2 separate regions of the Mus musculus genome follow, and region 1 is linked to region 2. Evidence: chromatin contacts called from ENCODE Hi-C data. All regions are on one chromosome and are shown on one strand. The core of a region is the stretch at or near the end of the contact, and the rest is flanking DNA. Distances in the headings are between cores, read along the strand shown. Region 1 holds the start of Ksr1 (kinase suppressor of ras 1). Region 2 holds the start of Rab34 (RAB34, member RAS oncogene family).

What was found. A loop is a pair of places that touch in the nucleus more often than their neighbours do.
Region 1: a map of regulatory T cell shows a loop between it and region 2 (7-fold over the local background). The contact joins the promoter of Ksr1 here to the promoter of Rab34 in region 2. A Hi-C loop is called at or near these places in 3 of 37 maps with a recorded cell type or tissue (T-helper 17 cell, T-helper 2 cell and regulatory T cell).

What each region holds. Positions count from the first base shown.
Region 1 is chr11:79,144,824-79,148,423 of GRCm38, forward strand. Ksr1 (kinase suppressor of ras 1) reads right to left here and starts at 1,650. Exons shown (of 19, transcript NM_013571.3): 1 at 1,232-1,650. The coding sequence starts at 1,456.
Region 2 is chr11:78,186,680-78,190,451 of GRCm38, forward strand. Rab34 (RAB34, member RAS oncogene family) reads left to right here and starts at 2,069. Exons shown (of 10, transcript NM_033475.3): 1 at 2,069-2,711; 2 at 2,892-2,983; 3 at 3,451-3,516; 4 at 3,610-3,711. The coding sequence starts at 2,658. RefSeq lists an enhancer at 2,860-3,092.

The DNA.
Region 1 (3,600 bases), core at 400-2,899, 960 kb after region 2:
TAAGGGAGAGTCACCCTGAGCATTTTGGATCAAACAAGGATTCAGGCTTGTGGTGCGAGAGGAGGGAGGGCTGGTCTTGTAATAATTACAGCAATCATCAGCTGGCTCTAGGACAGCTGGCAGATGCAATTAGCAATTGTGTGTGTGTGTGTGTGTGTGTGTGTGTGAGAGAGAGAGAGAGAGAGAGAGAGAGAGAGAGAGGAGAGAGAAAGGGTATTATGTATCTAACAAGACATCCTCAGACCTACAGAAACCAAATGTGGCAATGCCAGGGAAAGGCCCTTCTTAGGGAAAGAGTTACTAAATAACCCCTTCACTTTCAAAGGTCTTCCAGTCTCTGGGCAAAAGCAAGTTGGGAAGGCACTAGTTTCCCCCCCAATGTGTAAGGGGGTGGGGGAGCGTCCCCTTCTGAAATGCCAACCACCTTTCTGGCTGGTTCTTCCAAATCGTTTTAATGCTGCACTTCCCAACTGTATAATTTGAGAGAAGAGAGCTCACACATCTTGTTTCCTCATTGCACTCCAGGTTATCTCTGTCAGCAACCCCCTTAAGTAGCCTGTTCTTACCAAAGGTTCCCTTCCCCAGTATAATCCTTCCTAGGCCAAAGCTCAGTGTTTGGGGTGGAGTAGGGAAGTCAAAGGGTAATTTCATTTTAAGCAGTGAACCGCTGTGACATCTCCAAAGACAAGCACCCCAACGCCTGAACAGCAAAAATGCTGTTTCAGCAAACACTTTTTGAAAAGCGGCAGAGACCTGGTGGAAAGGAAAGAAACGGACAACAAGGAGAGTGGGGAGTGAGGGGAAAGTCAGTGCCACCGATCGATCGACGCTCACACTTCAAGGGACGTCCCCCACATCGCCCCAGCCCACGCTACCGGACTTAAAGCACACGGAGAAAAGACCGGCGCGTGATTCAGTGGGACAATGACTACTGTGGGCACTGGAAATAGGGTGAAGGCGGAAAGGGGTTTGCAGTGGGGTGCCCTGTGCATCCTACTCGGCACGCTGGTCTTCGAGACTCGATCCAGTTCCACGCTAACACCCCCCTCCCCTAAATTCTTCCAAAGTGAGAGCTGGTCGTAGGTCCTCACGCTGCCGCATCAGAGAGCTCGGGAAAGGGAGGAAGACTCCAGCCAGCAACCCCGCTGCAGGATGCAACTCGGGAAGGAAAGCAGTGGGGCGGCTCCCGGGCCACCGCCGGGTCCGGACGTGGGGCGCAACGGCCCCTTACCTCTAGGGTCCGGATCTCCTGCTGTGTGAGGTCGTTAGACACTGAGCACTTGGTGCGCAGCCCGCGCAGACTGCCGATGGAGATATCGATGAGCTTCTGCAGCTGGCCGCACTGCTGCAGCGCCCGGCTGACGGCGGCCCCTGCGCCCCCGTCCGCCGCGGCGCCCCCGCCGCCGCCCTCCTTTTTCTCGCCCATCGCTGCCGCGCGCAACGCCGCTCTATCCATGCCTCGGCATCGGGGCCGCTGGGGGCCGAGGCGAGGAGCCCGGGGACACGGGCGCCTCGGCAGGAAAGCCCCGAGCCAGGAAGGCTGCACTAGGAGCGCCCCTTGGCGCCGCCTAAGCCTGCAGTCCCGAAAGCCTGCTGCCCAGTCCGCTCCTCCTCCCGCCCAGACGCGGCGGCAAAGCGAAAGCCTCCACTACCCGACGGCTGTGGTTGTTGGAGCCTTTAAGCGACAGCGGGGGCCGGATCGGGGCCGCGACGCATTCTGGGACTTGTAGTCCGCGCATCGCATCTGCTTTCTGGCCCGCGCCCTCGGGGCCCCGCCCGCACTTCGGCCCCGCCTGACGTCTAGAAGGGGCTGCTCTGCGCCTGCTCCAATTCGTGCGCGTCGTGGTCTAGGGAGTTTGATTCCTTTACCCCCATCTCCCACTACTACACCCTTCTCACACACGCAAGCGCACACACATCAGTAGCTTTCCGAGACTGGCGAATGGGGTGGGGAAGGGGCTGATGGCTCAGACCCAGATAACCCCTGTCTTGTAGGATATTGAGGGTCCTAAAATTTTTGTATGAGTTTAGGGGTTACCATGTATGGGAATGCGCTAAAAGTGTAGCTCAGCGGCAGAACATTTGCCAGGCAAACACAAAGCCCTAGGTTTGATTCCCCAACACTATCAAAAGAAAAGAAAAAGAAACACCCACCTTCATCAAAATCTCACAACACCCGACGAGGCTGTGTTTGTGTTCACATAGAGCTTGACCCTGAATTGTCACACCAAAGTTACTGTGCAGGCAAGGAGAAAGGACTTTCTTCTGTGTTCTATTTACTCAACAAAATAAATTTAGTGCCCCCCATACCCTGTAGATGCCACATGGGCAAAATATTAATTTGTTGAACAGTTCTAAGAGTTTCGAGCCAGAGAGAACCTGGGTCTACCCAGTATGTGAACTTGGACAAATAGCTTTCCTCTGAGTGCCCAAGTTTCCCCTTCACATCAAATAGGGTAGTCATAGCCATCTAGTCTAGAGGGTTTCTTTAAAAAAGTTATGTTTCTAACAGCACCCATATTAACTGCTGGCATGTGCGATCAAGTATACATGCTAGCTCCTTTCTAACTTCACACTATCTAGATGAGACCCTGAGCCTCAGCAGTCAGTGGTCTTAGCAGTGGTGTTTCCCAGTCTGCCCTAATTTAAGCTTTACCACACCTGCTCATTCTCCTCTCCCATCAGTCCACCTCACATGTTCTAGCAATAAAAATGAAGTGAAAATGAGCCAGGTGGCAGTGGCACTCTGGAAGCAGAGGCAGGAGAATCTCTGTGAGTTCCAGGCCAGCCTGGTCTACAGAGCAAGTTCCAAGACAGCCAGGGCTACACAGAGAAACCCTGTCTCGAAAAAAGAAGTAAAAACTGAAGTCAAGTGTACACACTTTTAATCCCAGCACTCCAGAGGCAGAGGCAGGAGGATCTCTGTGAGTTCAAGACCAATCTGGTCAAATAGTGAATTCAAGACCAGCTTGGGCTACATATATAGTGAGGTCTTGCCTCAAAAACAGTGTTGGGTTAGACAGATAGCTCAGCAGTTAGGAGCGCTCGCTCCTGCAAAGGATGAGGAGTTCTGTGCCCTGCATCCGTGTGATGGATCACAGCCATTTGTAACTCCAGTTCTAGGGATTCTGATGCCTTCTAACCTCTGTGAGCACCAAGTAGTCACATGGCTACACATACATGCATGCAGGCAAAACACTCAGACCCATAAAACAAAATTAATCGAACAGAGCTAAACAAAAAGAATTACTGGGGCTGGCGAGATGGCTCAGTGGTTAAGAGCTCCGACTGCTCTTCCGAAGGTCCCGAGTTCAAATCCCAGCAACCACATGGTGGCTCACAACCATCCGTAATGAAATCTGATGCCCTCTTCTGGGGTTTCTGAAGACAGCTACAGTGTACTTACATATAATAAGTAAATAAATAAATCTTTAAAAAAAAAAAAAAAAAAGAATTACTGATACAGGTAGGTGTGGGAGCTCACATTAATCCCAGCACTTTACAGGCTGAGGCAGGAGAATTCTTTACTTGAGACCGACCTAACCTATCTAGTGGGACCCTGTCTCAAAGGATTATGAAGATACAACAATCCCCACTCTG
Region 2 (3,772 bases), core at 819-3,318:
CCAGGGCTACACAGAGAAAAACCAAGTCAATAACAACAACAAAAAGATTTTACTTTTTTAAATGTATGTGTGAGCATGTGTGTCTGTATGTGTGTGCATGTATGTGCGTGTTTGTCTGCATGTGTGTGCATGTATGTGCATGTGTGTCTGCATGTGTGTACATGTAGGTAACCACAGCAGCCAGGTTTAGGATACCCTGGAGCTGGAGTTCCTGGTGGTCCTGAACCACGGGAGGAGGCTCAACAGGAGAAGACAACATGTGGCTGCTGGGAAATAAACTAAGGGCCTTCTCTCAGAACACACATGCACTGTACACTGTTGAGTAATGACTGCAGTCATTACTACATGACTACATGATCTACAGTCCCTAGTATTTAAAATTATTTTATGTGTATGAGTGTTTTGCCTGCATGAAACTGTGTAGCACATGCATGCTTGGTGCAGGAGGAGAGAAGAGTGTGTCTAAACCCCTGGAACTCGGGGTACAGGTCGGAGCAGAAACCCTGATCTCTATAAGATCAGCAGCAAGTGTTCTTAATTACTTTTTTTTTTGATTGATTGATTTATTATATGTAACTACACTGTAGCTGTCTTCAGACATTCTAGAAGAGGGAGTCAGATCTTGTTACAGATGATTGTCAGACACCATGTGGTTGCTGGGATTTGAACTCAGGACCTTTGGAAGAGCAGTCAGTGCTCTTAACCTCTGAGCCTTCTTGAACTGTCTCTCCAAACCTAATCATTGTTTTCCTCCTCCTCCTCTTCCTCCCTCTCCTCCTCCTCTTAGTTCTTGAGACAGGACCTCACAACACAACTCTGAATTGCCTGGAGCTCTTTAAGTAAATCAGGTTGGCTTCAAACTCACAAAGGTCTACCTCTGCCTCCAAGTGCATCACATCCAGATTTATTTTAAGACAAAAGTCACCGGGCAAGGTGGCGCACGCCTTTAATCCCAGCACTCAGGAGGCAGAGGCAGGCGGATTTCTGAGTTCGAGGCCAGCCTGGTCTACAAAGTGAGTTCCAGGACAGCCAGGGCTATACAGAGAAACCCTGTCTCGAAAAAAACCAAAAAAAAAAAAAAAAAAAAAAAAAGACAAAAGTCATACTCTGTAGTCCAGGCTGGCTTTAAAGTAAAGTCCCCAGCCTCATAAGTGCTAGAACCACAGGTGTCAGCCCCCGTGCTAGACGCCAGTAATGATCCTTAAGTAGTTTTAGCCACAGCTGAGACAGCTGTGATTTCTCTTACTCTAGTTTTTCTTGTGAATAATTTCATAGTCCTCAATCCTGAACTAGTCTTCCCCTTCTAATACTGTATTCCACTCATTTTTGTATCTTCAAATTTAGCTCCAAACATATAAACATATATCAATTTCTTCTTTGCGCGGGCGGTGTGTGTGTACAAAAAGGAAAAGCTGTTCTGGTTTTGACTGTTCTATTCCGGCTAGAAAATGTTCATCCGTATTAGAAGCAGGGTTCTGCAATCCCATAGTGGTGAGTGACCACGCCAAAAGACGAAGTTTCACAGTCTACCTAACACTTCTTTATCTTTCATGGAAGGAGGCTCGACGGGAGAAGTCAACAGATCTGGGACGTCTGGTCCTTAGTGGACACCTCGTTCAGATCTTGACACCCCCGTTAGGAGATCCCTCTCACCTCCCAGGGCAGAAGGGCGAGCAGGGGCAGACTCTATGAGTCATGTGCCAGGCCTGGAGTCGTGGAGGGAAGCACCGCCTCTCCTTGGGCCCCTTCTCTCCCCCTTTTCCCCTCGGCGGCTCCGGGTCTTGCCAGATGCTGTGCTACAATCACGGGTTCCCCATCACCAGTTCCGTTGGGTAAGTGGTCCCGGGGAAGACGCGGCTCCAACAGGGAGATGGAGGGGAGAGACTTAAGGGATCCCAGTCTGGAAAGGCTCCAGTCTGGGTGTAGGCGGTCCTGGCGTTGGGTAGGGCATCTGGAGCCCGGGCAGCGCGCGAGGAGGAGAGGAGAGGAGGGGGTTGGCGAGGGCCGCGCTGAAGGCGGCTGCAAACCCGGGAGCGACGGGGTGCGGGGCAGGGGGCGGCCCTTCTCCAGGAATTTCCGGGGATCGTGTTGCAACGCTCGCAGAGTGGGACGGCGGGCCTCGCTGCGCGTCTAGGGTTGTCGCCCCCTCCTCTCACCGGTCGAGGGCGTCGGCAGTTGCTGCCCCTGCGCAAAGTGACCCCGTGTGGCGGGGCGGCCCCGAGCCCCCCCAGGCCTCTCTGTTATGGTAGGGCCATCCCAGCCCCGAGTTGTCGTCGGGTCTCCGCGGCCCCGGGTTATCGTAGGGGCTATCCGACCCCGTGTCATTGTAGGATCCGCGCGGGCCCGGGCTCCCCGGGACGCGACTCCCCGCCCACAACTAGCGGCCGGGGGATCTCCCCGCCCCCGAGTGGTCTTCGGGACGCCCCGGGCTCGGGTGATTGTGGGCTCTCCCAGACCCGGGGTGATTGTCTCGTCCCCTTGGCCCGCGGTGGTCGTAGCGTCTCCAAGGCCGAGGGCTCCCACAGGCTCTCCGTGGCCCCGGGTGATTGTCGGTACCCCGCGGCCGCGGATAATCGTCGGGTCTCCACGGGTCCCGGCCGCCGGGGCGGATCAGGCCTCTGCGCCTTCCCGGGGAGCCCCGCAAGGCCGCAGACAAGATGAACATTCTGGCGCCCGTGCGGAGGGACCGCGTCCTGGCGGAGCTGCCCCAGGTAGGCACCAGGGCCACGTCGGGCCTCTGGCTGTCGCTGAGTGTGGGCGGGGAGAAGGTGGCCCAGCCCCGTCGCCCTGCAAGGCCCGCTGCTCCTGGGTGGTCCGCTTCCCACCCCACCCCCAGCCCAGGGCTGCTTGGCTATGGCACAAAAGCTCCATTCTCACAATGTTCCTCTCAGTGCCTGAAGAAAGAGGCCGCTTTGCACGTGCGCAAAGACTTCCACCCCCGCGTCACTTGCGCCTGCCAGGAGCACCGGACAGGCACCGTGGGGTGAGTTAGGGACACTCCTAGCTAAAAAATTACTCAAGAAACTTTGAAGTCATTCACCCCTTTGTGGTTACAAGGTTATGCCTCAGTTCTGATGTTCTCCCAGTTTCCTCCCATTGAGGTTGTGAGCCTATGGAAAAGACATCCAACAGGGAGAGTCACACCACCCATAGAACCTCTAGTCGGGGGCGGGGTATCTGAGAGCGGGGAGGAGTGACAGACAGACAGAGACAGAGTGAACGATCACACTATTCTAACATGTGCAGAGCCCTCCTAGGCTACCCCCAGCACTACACGACTTCCTCCCCCATCACTCCAGAAAAACAGGTCTGAAAGTCCCTAATGTTGAACACTGCTCCACAGCACATCTGTGCAGGACTTTCTGGGCTTCCAGGGAGACCTGCCTATCTATGGTAATGTACCTTAGTTGATATGGATTTTCTCTGTCCATCCACTCTTCTGTCCAACAGATTTAAGATATCCAAGGTCATCGTTGTGGGAGACCTATCTGTGGGGAAGACCTGTCTCATTAATAGGTAACAGGGTACTGGAGCTTGGCCGGGCAAAGACTCAGCTGGATCCAGTTTAACAGGGTAGGCGGGGCTACAGGCTACTTGGTGTCTCCTTAGGTTCTGCAAAGACACCTTCGATAAGAATTACAAGGCTACCATCGGAGTGGATTTTGAGATGGAACGATTTGAAGTCTTGGGTGTCCCCTTCAGTCTCCAACTGTGAGTGTCTCTTCCACTCCTTCCAGATAGCCTTGTCATCCCATTTTGCACACCCTATTAT